2 separate regions of the Homo sapiens genome follow, and region 2 is linked to region 1. Evidence: read pairs that join two places in POLR2A ChIA-PET (ENCODE). Cell type or tissue: GM12878. All regions are shown on one strand.

Evidence for each region. Peaks named below come from ENCODE experiments on the same cell type or tissue, not always from the same donor. Only the 100,000 strongest peaks of a DNase experiment are listed, where the experiment ranks them.
Region 2: POLR2A ChIA-PET joins it to region 1 with 7 read pairs; 2 of 35 experiments call an interaction of 5 or more read pairs at or near these places.

What each region holds. Positions count from the first base shown.
Region 1 is chr12:28,540,369-28,548,368 of GRCh38, forward strand. All of the region lies in intron 12 of CCDC91 (coiled-coil domain containing 91), which reads left to right. Among named protein-coding and RNA genes, the nearest start is that of CCDC91, 350 kb to the left of the region's middle. In GM12878, no CTCF peak of the experiment used is centred here; DNase peaks (open chromatin) are centred at 2,806 and 3,043; H3K27ac peaks cover 672 bases.
Region 2 is chr12:28,698,500-28,706,499 of GRCh38, forward strand. No RefSeq gene overlaps it. Among named protein-coding and RNA genes, the nearest start is that of FAR2, 450 kb to the right of the region's middle. In GM12878, no CTCF peak of the experiment used is centred here; no DNase peak of the experiment used is centred here.

The sequences.
Region 1 (8,000 bases):
AGATAATTACATGGTTTAATGACTGCATCTACAGGGCTTTTGGCACCTTGACAGGTTTTTGCATTAGTGTAATGCAATGCAAGAAACTCCTGCATATTTACAGCAAAACAGATATTGTGCCAAGGCCTCTAGCCATAACTGAAGTTCTTATCTGAGAAGGCAGCGTAGTATTGTGGTTTAAAGAATAGATTTGGGTGTCATATGCACCTGGATTTCAGTCCTAGCCCTGCTACTTGGGCAAGTCATAACTTCGCTAAGCCTTAGTGGCTTCATTCATACAGTTACCAAGAGAATAAAAATTTGATAATACATTGTAGATGTCTCCAATGGTACTTTGTCCTTATTAATCCCCTGCCTTTGAGTCTCGGCTGGACTGAGTGAGATTGGGCTATTAAAAGATTGTGGCTTCTGTCTTGAGTGCTCTCTCACTCTCATGGTGCACTCTTGCTTTCTTTCATATTCTCTTGGATTGCTTATTTTGGGGGAAACCAGCTGCCATCTCATTAGGCAGCCTTATGGAGAGGCTCACATGGGCTAGATTGGAGCTGGATATTTTGAGGCCTCTCAACAGCTACTGAGTGGGTTTGGAAGCAGATCCTTCCCCAGTTGAACTTTGAGATGACTAGAGTCCTAGCCTACAACTTGATTACAACTTCAGTAAAGAACATGACCCAGAGGCACTCCTGTAACAGTGCCCAGTTTCTTGACCCATAGAAACTGTGAGATGATAAATATTTGTTGCTTTTCATTTTAAGCCACTAGGTTTTGGGATGCTTTGTTGCACACCGATAGATAACTAATACAGCACATAAAGAGGTCACCTGTGCATAGCAGGGAGCAAGTACTACCAATCAACAAGTATTAACAGTTAAAACAAGAAAAGGTCAGACTTAATCTAGCATTATAGGATTATTTGTCATGTAATATAAAGTAAGTTTCCATATGTGTGTGCAAAGAAAAGAATAAGACTTGTGGACAGTCTCTCTTGCTTGTTTCTGTAGATTGAAACACAAAGTGAAATATCAATCATTTGAGAATTTAAAGATAGTATAGGAAGACAAGAACTTAAAGGTCATCTAACTTCTGCTAATATTAGGTTTAAATTGTTAAAGGTCAAAACAAAAGGAAGGATACATAGTAATTGACAGATATTGTTCTTTAGATTGAAACAATAGGATTGCTAAAATCTATAAAAGTTGAATTGATAAAAATACAGCAGAAGTTGTGTTTGTTACTTCAGCAGTAACCTAAATGATATATTTGGGATCCCTATGTTAATTTAATTTAGAAAAGACTATCCAACAGATTGTAATATTTTTATTATATCATGATCTTGAAAAAAAAGATATAGGAAAAGGTTTTTCATTGTTTTGGAGCATGTAATCAAATTAGGTTGAAAAACTTTATGTGGCCTGTTATATTAAGATAAGTTAGCCTGCCTTGCCGGAATCAATTCATCTTATATTTGAGATAAATTGTTTATTTACCATTGAACTCTATAAAGTAGGATGTGGAACATATTTATTAATATGTAAATATAGCCTTATGGATCAGAACCCCAAGATAGGATTTCTGTGCAGCTACTATACAATATTATCCACCTTTGCTTTTCTCTAAAATTCTAAATCTATGGCTTTTGTTTTTTAAGTTGTTTTGGAAATTTTTAGATTTTCTTTGGAAATTGTTGGAAACAGTTGTTACCAGAATTATTTTCTTTTCAAATTCATTAAACTTTACATATGGAAAGTTATAGTAGATTCTGCCCAGATGATTTCTTGAAGAGCAAAAATGAGTATTTCCATTTCCCAGTGGATTATTTGGTAGTTTGGGGTAAAAAGACAGAACTATGCAAATACGATGAACTTACTTTAGATGACTCAAAACAGAGAATTTACTTACCAGGCATCTTTAAAACAAAAGAAAAAAATAGTTCTTTAGTTGTGGTCAAAAGGTTTTAAGACTCTTTATACCCATTTTTCATGCTCTAAAAGAGCATCTGTAATTCATCTTGTGCATGCTGGGAAGTTACACAGCTTCTTTATATGTTGACATTTTTGAACTATCTAAATAGATAGATGTGGAATATACTCTAAAGTCAAGAAGTATTCTCAAAGAATAGGAGACAGGAACTCTGATTTGAAGTCTTCATGGAATGCGAATGATGGCTTTGAATGTTGTGGTGAAGAGGTTAGGCCTAAATTTTCTGACGTTCAAAGTTAAGGCACCCAGCACTGCGTTAGTTCAAACCACTGGCCAGATTATGTTGAATATTTTAGAGTCCAAATTATTCTTAACATGTATTTTATATAAAACTATTATCCTGAAATTGGTTCAGAGTCTCTTTCAGTGATTCTGAGAAGTTCATAGAAAGTGAACATTTTTAATCCTCCATTTCCCAAACTTACTTGACTTAAAGGTATTTTTTTTATTTTTAATAAGCAGGACACATGCTGTACAGAAATGGCATTTTGTGGAACACGTTGTAAGAAACACTACTCTGATATATGAGGACCTTAACAATCTGGAAAATAACTGTTTGTTTCCTAGGGCTACTGTGGCAATTTACAACAAACTGAGGGGCTTGAAACAAGATAAATTTATTTTCTCACAATTCTGTAGGCCAGAAGCCCCAAATCAAGATGTCATCAGGGCCATGCTCTCAAAGGCTCTAAGGAAGTCTGTTCCATGCCTCTGTCTTAGCTTCTAGTGATTCGGCCTCCATCTTCACATAGACTTCTCCTTTGTATCTGTGTCTCTGTTTCTCTTCGTGTAAAGACACTAGTGATTGGATTGAAGCCCTACCCTAATCCAGTAAGAGCCCATCTCAGTTTACATCTTAATTACATCAGCAAAAACCCTATTTCCAAATAAGCTCACATTCACAAGTGTGGGGGTAGGACTTGAACATATCTTTTTGGGGGACACAATTCAACCCATTACAATAATTATCTGTTGAATCGAATATCCCACTGTTCTCTTACAAGATCATGTGCTAGCAAGCTTGTGCAACCCGCCTTATTTTGTTGTTTTTGTTCTGTTTTGTTTTGCTTTAGGTTTTTAGCAGCTTGAAGCCGTGGTTTTTAGTTTCTGTTTCTAGTGATAAGCAGAAAAGAGCGATGGGGAAGGGACTTTACTGGCCCAATCAGAAACAGAAACTAAGAACCCATGACTGTATTCTCTTCCTTGGACATCCCCGAGTGTCCCAGGACTTAGTCCTGTAACCTTTTCTCTTTTATCCACTTTCATTCCCTAAATATTTTTATCTGTGCTTTAAATGCCTTCTATATGGAGATGACGTCCACGTTTTTATTTCAAGGCCTGATATCTCCCCTGAACTGCAGACCCCTATATCTGACATCTCCAACATGTCTGATGAGATTAGACAAATTTATCATGTCTGAAACAAAACAGTTTTCCTCTGGCCAACTCACTCCAGCTCCAGTCTATCATATCTCAGGATAGGACACTATTATTCAAAGAATCGCCTTTTATTTCTCTTTTCCTTTCATCTATACTTCCAATCCATCAGCAACTCAAGTTGGTCCTGTCTTAAAATCCTAAACCTGAACTGTTCTTAAGCCACCATTGCCAATATTCTGGTCAAATTTATATCTTTTCCAGACTGAAAGTCTCCTAGCTGGCTTTTCTTCTTCCACTCTTGTCCCGCTACAGTCTGTTTTCCACGTAATAATTTGTACGATATTTTTCAAACAAAGCATGGTCATACTCCTGCTGAAAACTCTCCAATGTCTTCCCATCAAACTGCAAACCTTTAGGGCCCTTTATGCTCTGGCCTCCATCTACTTCTCTGATCTCCTCCCCTACCAGTCTCCTCCTTGGTAATTTTGCTCCAATCTTAATGGATTTCTTACCAGTTCTCCATCAAACCAAGTCTGCACCCCCCTTTTGGAGTTTTTTCCTTGTGTTTCCAGCTACCTTGAGAATTTCTTTCCCCATGTTTTTAGATAGCTCCCTTCTTGTCTCTTTTCAAGTCTCTTAATTACCACCTTCTCTAAGTGGTCTTCTCTAGTCACTTTACCCATGAGTGGATTTGCTGGATAGCCATCCTAGCTCTTTGGAAAAATGAAGTCATTTTTAAGCATTAATTTAAAATATGTAGGAGTGTAAGTTGGAAAAGTAACATTGATAAAGGTAGATGTAACATGTTCACATTTCTTAGTGTATTTTGTTGGTAGAAGCTCAAAACATTGAAAGTGCAATTAGTACTATGTGTATTTGACACACACACACACATACACATACACACATATATATATTTCAAAACAATGAATTATATCTTTTTGGATGTGAACAGTCTTCTTAATAAACAGTCCAATTAAAATAAGCCAGATGTGTTTGTAATTGACTTTGAATGTTGCACTTTAGACCAATGTAAATTCACCATCATATTGCATTTTAATGACTGGCAAATAAAAAGCTAAGGTCAAGAGATGTTTTATTTTTCTTTTACTTTTGCAATGGCATGAAACACTCATGAAAGGGTAAATCTAATACATGAAATTATTAAGAAGACATGCTATTTCCCCCCACAAGCTTAATAAAATTAAAAATTTTAGTAAGTAGTATGCTTCTAAAAGGCTTTCAGCAGTTATACCAGCAAACTGAAGCCTAGTTGTCTATTTCAGAAACTTCAGAATTTCCAGATTTTTCAGATATGTGTAAGAGCTGAATAGAAATTAAAGCAACAGAAAATGGAAGAGAAAACAAATCGGTTAGAGCTACTCTATTATGAAGAGATTTTTAACCCCATATCAAAAAAATATTTGCCACCACTACTCTGGACATAATATTTTTCATTACTATGTCACAGAATACAAATCTTTGATTCACTTTGAAATGAAAGCCACAAATACAGAACTAAGTCCCATACCTTAAGGAGCAAAAAAGGTGAATATTTTGCCAAAATTCTTCTCGCCTCAATAAAGGATAAGAAGGTCATGCCTAATAAAACAGTAACTGTTGAAATTCAGGAATTTGCCAAGAACATCAGTTTGATGTATTTGTTTCAAAGAGAGGAATTCAACATCCTTATAAGAGAAAGGTTGTATGTGTTCCATCCCACAGCCATGATCTATGTACTATGCCCAAGAAGGACCCACAAAAGTGGAAGCTCAGCTTTGTGATGGCCCAATCTCTGTTTTCCTCCTCATACAGTATCGGTTCGCCTTGTTGCTTCTTAAAGTATTGTGCTCCTGTTTATTTAAAGGATTCTTACTTTCAGAGTGCTCTGGGGAGGGAGTGGTAAAGATGTGAAGTGAGCCTTGGCAGCTGCCTAAAACCAAAACCTTCATGCCTACCATCTTATAGTCAGTAATTCCTTGGTGACATCTAACACAAGCAAGAGAAGCGTGTGGTGTGTTTAAACAGAAATCTATCAAACTTTTTTTGTCCTTATATATATATCCTCTTAAAAAATTACAGAAATACTCCTTTTGAATGCACAAATTCAGATTATTGTTACTTAGCAACAGAGGTTGAATGCTTGTTACACATTGTGAAATTGTACTATATTCCCTCAAAAGGAGAAAAGTTTCTCATTTATCTAGCTTCTAAAAATTCTAAGATATTAAGTCATATTTGTTTTTAATGTATCTCCTGATTGTTCTGGGCGATTTGTGAAGGATTTTGAATTGTTAAAGCTAGCACATATGTTATATGTACACAAGTTATGAAGCATAATAGTAAAACAAACACCCATGAAGCCACCTCCAAACTGAATTACGTATCTCATCCTGCCAGATTCATCCTCCAAATACAACTATCCTCAGTTCAGTTTTTATTGCATTGTTTACTTACCTTAAAAAGAAATGGGTTTTTGCCTACTTATATGTCTCAAAATAATATACCGCTGAGTTCTGCTTATATTTTGTGCCTATGATAAAAGAGTTATGAGACTATCTGTAGTCTGGTCACTTCCTTCTTAAACTCAGTTTTCTTACAAATGCCCACTAATTTATATTCTTCTGAAATATTTTATATTGGCAATATATGTTATATTAAGGTTTATTATAAAGCTGTAGTAATTAAAATAGCATTACATTTGTGTAGAGATAGGTGAATTGTTCAAGGGAACAGGATGGAGAGCCTAAAGACAGGTTCCTGCATATATGGAAAGCTGATTTATAATTGGAGGTAGCATTGCCAACTACATATTCTTTGGCTCATACAATTTCCACAAGCTATACTAGCACGTGTATACAGAGGTCTGTGTTGAAGGATGTTCATTACAGCCTTAATTATAATAGCCAAATATTATGAACAATCTTAATGTCTGTGAATATAATGCTTTAGAATATTAAAATATCTGTTACATATATTATAACTATAAAATGAAAACTATGCAACGGTTTAAAAGGAAAAAAAAACAAGAGACACTGATCCTCTATAACACTGCAGTTGGGACTGATAACTTAGTATACTCTCTGGGAAGAAATTTGGCAATATGTATCACAATTTACAATATGCAGATGTGACAGATTTCAGTACCTTGAACATCTTTTGAAGGGTGTGCACTCAGGTTGTAAATTTTATTGCTTGAAAAACAACAAAAAAGTTAGAATAAACTTACATGTCTGTCAATGGGAAAGTAGCTAAATAAATTATGAAATACAGTTAAGCAATTTTTTAAAATGAGATAGGGAAAACTTCCAGTAATGGCAATGAAATAAAGTGATTGTGTGGACCCTCTCAAACTTAAGAATTATAAGGATTATAAGATGTGGACCACATATTTTTAAAAACCCATCTTTAAATGCTTAAAAACATCCAAAAGTAGACAGAAATCACTGGAGAATGGACTGGAACTGAGTATTGGTATATTCTTCTGTACTGTTTAATTTAGACCAAGTGCAAAATAGTTTTAGAAGCTGAAAATACTTAGATTTCAATCTGTTTTACATATATTAAAATGAAACTTTTAAAACTATGACTTTAATCTCCCATGTATCTTTTAGATTAGGTTAGCATGCTTTGGTTCTTAGCATTAAAAGTACATCTGTCATTTTCCAGTAGATTGCCTTGTTTGATTGGGGTTATGTATCTTGATTCACTCAATCTCAGCAAATATTTATTGCTTGTCTAACATGTGCCAGACCCCCTCTAGATGCTAGGGATAAAGTAGTTAGCAAGACAGACAAGATTTCTGCGTACCTGGGTCTTACATTCTAAGATCTCTTTTGTTTAATAGTCTTATAAGCATAAGGTATGTATTCACCTGAAGGTATCATCCAGTAGAGGAAGAAGGAAAAAAAACTGTGAGGAAAAATGATAAGCAGAAATCTTACTTCTGTATATATAATAGAATCTCCGAATATTGGAATTGAAGGGATTCAGTATAGTTCAATGATTTTACAGGAGCATTTTGCTAAATATAGTGATTCTGTTTGTTTAATTCTTAGAATATTTCAATATTTTAGTCATCCAATTTTTCAGCCATTTTGAGTATAGTAGATTATGGAAGTATACTTTAATGAGAATTATTGTTCAGGTTTGCCTTTGTGGGGGATGCAGGGGCTTGTGAGAAGAATGACAACTTTTACATAAGTATGACAAGTATATTATGAAATGGAATTTATTTGTCTTTTAATTCCTCCATTGTTCTGTAACCTATAGGGAATGTGTTTGCCTAGTTTTGTTATTTTTACCCTATGGGCAAATTTTTTAGGGCCAAAAAGTTTGAAGCTTTTCTTCTTATATTCAATAATGTTTACCATCCAGAGAGTTCTTTATTATATATAATCCAAATGATTTCCCTTACTAACCCTCTTGTTTCGTTTACCATATGAGTTTGCTATTGAAATATTAAAACATCCTAATAAAACATCTCTACCTTAGCCAAGGGACAAGAACAAAAAAAGTTTCAACAGTATCAAATATTTTGTGTGTTGTTTTATTTTTTTAAAACAGAGTCTCACTCTGTCACCCAGGCTGGAGTGCAGTGGCGCAATCTTGGCTCACTGCAACCTCTGTCTCCTGGGTTC
Region 2 (8,000 bases), 160 kb after region 1:
CTAAAGACCTACAGACATTAAAAGAATAACAAGGGAACAATATGAGTAAGTGTCTGTCTATAGATTTCACAACTTCGAGCAGGATTTCTCAGATATTTTCAGGTTGCATCTGCTAAGAGTGCTTTCAGTAGCAAATGACAGAAAACATGACCTACAGAAACTTAAACAGCTAATTTTTCTCATGTGACAAGACACTCAGAGGTAGATTGCTTCAATGACAATTATGTCAGGGTCTAAGATGGTATCTCTGCCATTCTGTAATCTTTTTCTCATGGTCACAGGCACCAATCATATCAGCATTCAAGGCTGAAAGAAAGGGCTAGGAGTGAGACTGGCCATGCATAACCCTTTTATCAGAAAAGCAAAAGCTTTCCCATAAGCTCCCCCACACCCACACCAAGCCGACTTCCTTTGACACCTCATTGGGCAGAACTGGGTCCCATGACCTTTATTAAATTCAACCTTAGAAGGTTGGGAAGTCTAATGTCTGTTAAAGTGATTTAAGGTGGAGAACAGCCCTGGAAAATTCCTGAGCAGACAAAACCATTAGGAATTGAAAGTAACCTTAACCTCACTTGATTACAAACATAAGTTAAATTTGGCATTTACAAGCATTTACAAGAAATGCTTGTATTAGAGAAAAATGAATCTTAAACTCAACCAATGAGAAGCTGCCAAGTAACTTATTAGAGGTCTATAACAAGGGACTTTCCAGAGGGACAGACCAAATAAGAGAGCTGTGTAACTGTAACCAGTCTGGTATTGTCTTTGCTTTACTTCTACATTCACCCTATAAAAGCCTGTCCCTTACACTTCTTCAAAAGAGCCTGAAACCTCTTTTGGTTTGGTGCTTCCTAATTTATGAATCACTGTTTGTTCAAATAAACTCTTCAGACTTTTTATTGTGTCTCAGTTTACCTGTCAATGTATCTAAAAAAGGGCAGCAGGATTTTAATGTTTGGTCTGTGTTATGAGCTGAAATTTGTTTCCCCAAAATTCACATGTGGAAGTTCTAATGACTAGTAATTCAGAATGTGACTATATTTAGAGATAGGGTCTTCAAACAGGTAATGAGACCTTCATTGTGGGGCCTAATCCAATCTGACTGGTAGCCTTAAAAGAAGAGAGAACTTGGACACACAGAAATAGCAGAAGTGCATGCACCCAGAGGAATGGTCATGTGAGAACAAAGCAAGGAGGCATCCACCTGCAAGCCAAAGGGAGAGGCCGCAGAAGAAACCAGACCTGCCAACACCTTAATCTTGGACTTCTAGCCTCCAGAACTGTGAGAAAATAAAGTTTTGTTATTTAAGCCACCTTGTCCATGGTAGGTTGCTATGGCAGCCCAACAGACTAAAACAGCTTGGTCCAAGGGTTTCTCAACAGAGAACATTACTCTGTAGGTGAGCACTTGGAAATGGTAGAGAATATTTTCTAGTTATCACAGTGACCAGGAAATACTCCTGACCTTTAATGTGCCATGGCAAGATGCAAAAATTCTCACCATGGGCAGTATAGTCCTGTGTAACTAATAATTAGCTCCCTTTCTTCTACTGACAGCAGCTTTCCTTCTGAGAAATGATGCTTTAAAATTCATGACCTTTTGGTCAGGAAGGTGTACATTGTTGCCCCCCACCAAAAAAAAAAATCAAGGGTCCCATTAGCAAGAAATAAATAAATGATAGTTGAATAGAAATCAACAGCATCACCCCAGAACTTAAAGGATTAAAAAAAAAGAAAAGAAAAAAGAAATCAATAGCATCTGCCCGACTTTGATGGTGTGTGGTCACTCCTGCTACTGGGCAAGAAGGGGTAATCTGTTGGGTTGTAGACTTCACAGAAATAAAGATAAATTATCAGTGTGTATTTCCGTTTTGCAAGAAAAGGTTCTTACAGATCTTTTAAAAATTCGTTTTGAAGCCAATCTATTTTTCAAAGGATCAATTTCTTTACAAAATGTAGTGATACATGACATTTGGCTTCCTCTTCAGTCACAGAATTTTCCAAGGTCAAACTTAACATTGTAACTTTCAATCTCATGATTTTCTAACAAAATTAGTTTGGAAAAAGAAAATAGGTTATAAAGGATATAATTTAATATTAGCCTTCTGCATAAAAAGCAAGAAAAATCAGGTGAAAATTTATTGGTTTTGAAAAGGAACAGTAATTAAGTGTTCCTGAACTGAGAAGTTCACAATATTTTAGGGAGCCTATCCTGTCTCTCCTTATCCTTTCCCAGTAAGTAAGGTGAAGATTAAGTATTATTTTGCATATTTCAAAAATTTAAGAAAGTAAATCTGAGCAAATTGCCATAATTATATGGTGAGTCAGTGGTTGAGCTGGGGATGGAACAAGGGACTGACTGGATGTTGAAAACTGGTCTCCTGTCTGCTGTCCCCCATTCCCAAACCACATCTGGGCAAAACATGATGGGACAGCTGCTTCCTCCAAAGCTCTGCCTTCACAAAGCTTTCACCTAATTAGGCTTATTTAAAAGCAGAATCTTGTATGAAGGCTTATTAGAAAATTTCCCTTTTCTGTTTAATTCTCTCCTGACTTAGACCTGCTTTTTAAAAAGTCCTTGCTACTTTACTAACCTAATTTGAATCTACGAGTTCTATAACTGACCCTGTAACTTGGAAAGTTTTTGTTTTTGTTTTCTTTTGTTTATAAATTGGTATGTTCAGACCATCTATCTTTATTGTCTTTGTTAATTTGTTGGATTTAAAGCCACCCTCTTGCTTATTATTTTCAATTTGTTTAATCGGTTCTTTGCTCCACTTTTTTCTGCCTGTTCTTGGATGAGTTGCTTTTATATTATTTCATATTATCTTCATGGTGGGCTTATTCCTATCTCTTAAAAAATTTTGGTAACTGTCCAAAAATTTACAATATATGTTCTTTTAAAAATATTTTAAATTTTCGTGGGTACATAGCAGGTGTATATAGGCATACAATGCATAATGGTCACATCAGAGTAAGTGAGGGTATTCGTCACCTCAAGCATTTATCCTTTCTTTGTGTTACAATCAAATTATACTATTTTAGTTATTTTTAAATGTACAGTTATTATTGACCATAGTCACCCTGTTGTGCTAACAAATACTAGATCTTATTCATTCTATCTAACATAATTTTGTAGCCATTAACCACTCCCCACTCTCCCCACTCCCACTACCATTCCCAGCCTCTGGTAACTATCATTCTACCATCTCCACGAGTTCTACAATCATCACAATCCAATTTGAATATTATACTGCTTCATATGTAGTTTAAGAATGTTATAACAGTGTGTTTCCAATTCTTCCTTCCCATTTTTATGCTATAGTTCTTACACATTTTGCTTTTACATATACTACAAATACATAATATGCTGCTACTATTTTCTCAATAGACAGTAAAATTAGCATTTTTAGCATTCAGTTCTGCAAATTTTGACAAATGCATACAGTCATGTAGCCACCACAATCAAGATATAAAACAGCTTCACCACTTCCACCCCCTCCAGATTTCCCTGTGTCTTTTTGTAGTCAATTTCTCCTTCTACCCACATTCCTCGACAATGCCAGTCTGACTTCTGTGGCTTAGGCTTTGCCTTTTTCATAATGTCACGTAAGTGGACTCAGACTCTGTAGCCTTTTGTGACTGGCTTCTTTCACTTAGTATAATATATTTAAGATTTTTCCATGTTGTTATGTTTATCAGTAATTTATTCCCTCTTTATTGGTAAGTAATATTCTACGGTATAACTCTACCACAGTTTATTCACATTAATGTCAAAAAAGATTGGAGTTGTTTCCAGTTTTGGATGATTATAACTAAAGCCATCATTAACATTTGCATGCACATATTTTTATAGATTTAAGTTTTAGTTTCATTTTGGTAAATGACTAGGAGTGGGATTCCTAGGTTATATAGTAAATGTATGTTTAATTTTATAGGAAGCTTCCAATCTGCTTCCCAAAGTCATGTACCATTTCACATTCTCACTGGAAATATCTAAGAATTTCAGGCTCTTTACTCTCTCACCAGCACTTGGTTTCATCAGCTTTTTTTTTTTTTTCCTTTTAGCCATTGTAATAGGTGAGTAGTGATATTGAGTAGTGTTCAAATTTGCATTTCCTTAATGACTAAAGGTGTTGAGTATTTTCTCATATGGTTTTTTGCCATCCTATATTTTCTTTGGTGAAGTGTTCGAATTTTTTTGGCTTTAGTTATTCATTTTATTTTTATTTTTATAAAGTTCCTTATATATTCTGAATACAAATTCTTCATTAGACATGTATTTTGCACACATTTACTTCTAGTCTCTGGCTCATCTTCTCAATCTCAACAGTGTGTTTCAAAGAGCAAAAATTTTTAATTTTGATGAAGTCCAATTCGTCATTATTTTTCTTTTAAAGATTGTGCTTTTTTGTTGTTGTTGCATCTAATAACTCATTGCCTAACCAAAAGACAAAAATATTTTCCTGTGTTTTATTCTATAAATTCTGTAGTTTGTCACATAGGCTTATAAGCCATTTTAAGTTAATTTTTAGATAAGGTATGTGAGATTCATTGTTTTGCATATGGTTGTTCAGTTTAGCTCTGTTTGCTGAAAAGGTTTTTTTCATTTAATTGAATTTGTATCTCTGTTAAAATTATTTTATCATAAGTATCTAGATCTTTGTCTGGATTCTCTCCCCTGTTCCACTGACCTTTCTACTCATTATCCAAAATCACTCTAAATCAATTATTTTTTGGAAAGTCTAAAGATAAGAAAAATGTATTTTAAAATATTTACATTCATTTTAATTATATTTGAAAATCTTCATGTCTTTATGAAGGTGCAAGTCTGGTATCATATTTCTTTTTGCCTAAATAATTTTCTTGTATATCTCTTATAGTACAGATCTCCTTGTAATAAATTCTCTCAGCTTTTGTTGCCTAAAAAAGTATTTGTTTATATTTCTGAAAGTTACACACTGGATATAGAATTCTAGGTTGGCAAGTTTTTGTTTTGTTTCTGTGAGACTATTTTAAAGATGTTGCTCACTGTCTTCTTGCCTGCATTGTTTCTGATGGAACATCTGCCATCCTTTTCTTCAGTGCTTAATGTATCTTTTCACTCTGGCTGTTTTTGAAATTTTCTCTTTATCATTGATTTTCAACAGTTTGATCGTAATGTGCTTTGGTGCAGCTTTCTTGACATTTTTTGTGCTTTGTATTTATTGAGCTTCCTGTATCTATGGGATTATATTTCCCATCAAATGTGGAAAAAATTTTAGCTATTACTTTTGCAATTTTTTTTCTGCTTTCCTTTCATGAAGACTCCAGTTACATGCATAGTAGGGTATTTGAAGTTATCTCACAGCTCACTTTTACTTTGTTAATTTTCTAAAATTCTCTGTCTCTCTTTTGTAGGAGATTCTATAACTTCTACTTAAATAGTCCTTTTTTCGGCAACGTCTAATTTGTCATTAATTATATCCAATGTATTTCTCATCTCAGACATTGATGTTTTCAACTGTGGAAATTTGAGGACTGTCTTGTTGTCTTCCATGCCTCTACATGCTTTTTGAACATGTGGAATTCAATTATAACCATTTTAGTGTTCTTACCTGTTAATAATAACATCTGTATTAGTTATGGAGCAGTTTTAATTGATTTAATTTTTTCTCCATGTTGAGGGTCATATTTCCCTGCTTCTTCAGATGCCTGGAAATTTTTTACAATTCTATTTGATTTCACAAAGCCTTCCCGTTTTAGGACAGTTTTAAATTTACAGAAAAACGGTGAAGATAGGACAGAGAGTCACCACATACTCCACACTAAATTTACCCTACTGTTAGCATCTTACATTAGTGTTGTATATTTGTGATAATTAATGAACTAATACTGATATATTATTACTAACTAAATTCCATAATGTATTCGGATTTCCTTATTTTTTTTACAGTGTCTTTTTCTGATCCTAATAGTCATATCTAGGATACCAAATCACATTCAGCAGTCACATGACCTTAGGCTGTTTTTGGCTATGACAGTTTCTCAGACTTTTCCTGTTTTTGATGACCTTGATAGGTTTGAGGAGTACAAGTCAGGTATTTTGTAGAATGTCCCTCAACTGACATTTTTCTGATGTTTTTCTCATGATTACACTGGGATTTTCTGTTTTTGAGAGGAAAACTGCTGGTGTCATCACATCATATCAAGGATACCTATTACTGACATGATTTATTACTATTGATGTTATCCTTGATCACCTGCCTGAGATAATGCTTGTCACATTTCTCCACTGTAAAGTAATCTTTCCCCTCATTTTCATACTGTGCTGTTTTGAAGGAAGTCACTATGCATAGTCCATGTGTAAGGAGTGGGGAGCACCCTCCTTGAGGGTGGAGTGTATACATAAATAGTTTTGAATTCTTCTGGGCAGGACTAATGTTTTATTGAATTCCAGACTGTTGAATTTTACCTTTGTTCTTGAGCTTTGTTTTTGGATGCAGTTATGTTACTTGGAAACTGTTTAATCCTTTGGGTTTTGCTTTTAAAGTTTGTTAGGTGGGACCAGAGTGTTGCATTGTCTATGCCAAATTATTCTCCACTTCTGAGGCAAGACCCTTCTGAGTGTTCTTACCAATGCCATGTGAATTTTGAGGTTTTCCAGTCTGGCTGGTGGGAACAAGCAATGTTCCTGGCCTTACATGAGTGCTGGGTACTACTCTCTTTAATCCTTTTTGGATGATTCTTTCCCTGGCTTTAGATTATTTTCTAACACGAATGTGGTGATCTATAAACTCTGCTGACGATTCCAGCAAGACCCTCTACAAATATTTGTAGTTCTTGCTCAATGCAGCACTTACTTCTCCAGTACTCTATCCTGCTAACTCTAGCCATTGTGGTTTTCTCAGACCCTCAGCCCTGTGTCCTCAACTTAGGGAGTTTGTTGGACTCTGCTAGAGTTCTCTCTCCTGGCTGTGAGGCATGTAAACTCACTAACGACCTAAGCCTGGACAAAATAATACTTGCTTCATATGCTTCCCATATCTTAGGGATCATTGTCCTTCATTGCTTATATCCAGTGTTTTGAAAATATTGTTTCATACATTTAGTCTAATTATTTTATTCAGGCAGGAGGGTACATCTGGTCTCTATTAGTCTACCTTGGCCAAAAGTGGAAGTCCTGTCTGCCACTCTTTTACTCTAACTTTGAGTTAAACTGACCACCGGCCAGTTTCACAATATGCTGTGTTCTCACCTACTTCTGGCCTTTGAAGATTCTGGCTGTTTCAACTCTTTTATATTTCTTTTTTTTTCTGATCTGGCACATTCTTTAGCATATTTTATATCTTTTCATGGAAATTCTTTCATTCACTCATTTATTCAGTTTGTAGCTACGAAATCTCACTAGGTGTCTTTGTGCTATCATCTTCTTTGATTCTCACAACGTTTACAATTAAACTTTCTCAAATTCGTATGGTTAATGGATGGAAGAAGGGCTTACATTTTTGTCTATATGACTGCCCATTTTCTTTCCATTATGCACTATGATTTTTCTACATTATTTTTGAATAACTACAATGCTTCCAGCCTTGAATTTGAATGATTTTGAAGTGGTCTTAGTTCTAGAAAATATGATTTATATACTCAGGCATCTTCCAATATTGCTAAAAGAACAATAACGTACTTCAAACAAACAGAACAGTATAAGATAGTGTAGGACAAAGGGTTAAATGTTTTATAGGGGATTTTTGAAGTGCCTTTTAAGACATTGTAAAATGGGAAGATCAATAATCGGCTAGAATAGTTGACAGTGATTCATGGAGGACACGCAGGAGGAGCAAGATTTGATGCATAGTGAGGACTTGCCTTTATCAAATCTTCCTGATTCGTTTGCTGAGGCCCAGGAGTGTTCCATAAAATAATTTGAAGTACTTAAGATATCAGCTCCTTCATGCTCAGAGTATCTAACTGGGAACAGTAGTCATCCATTTATCCCTTAGTTCCAAATAGGTAGT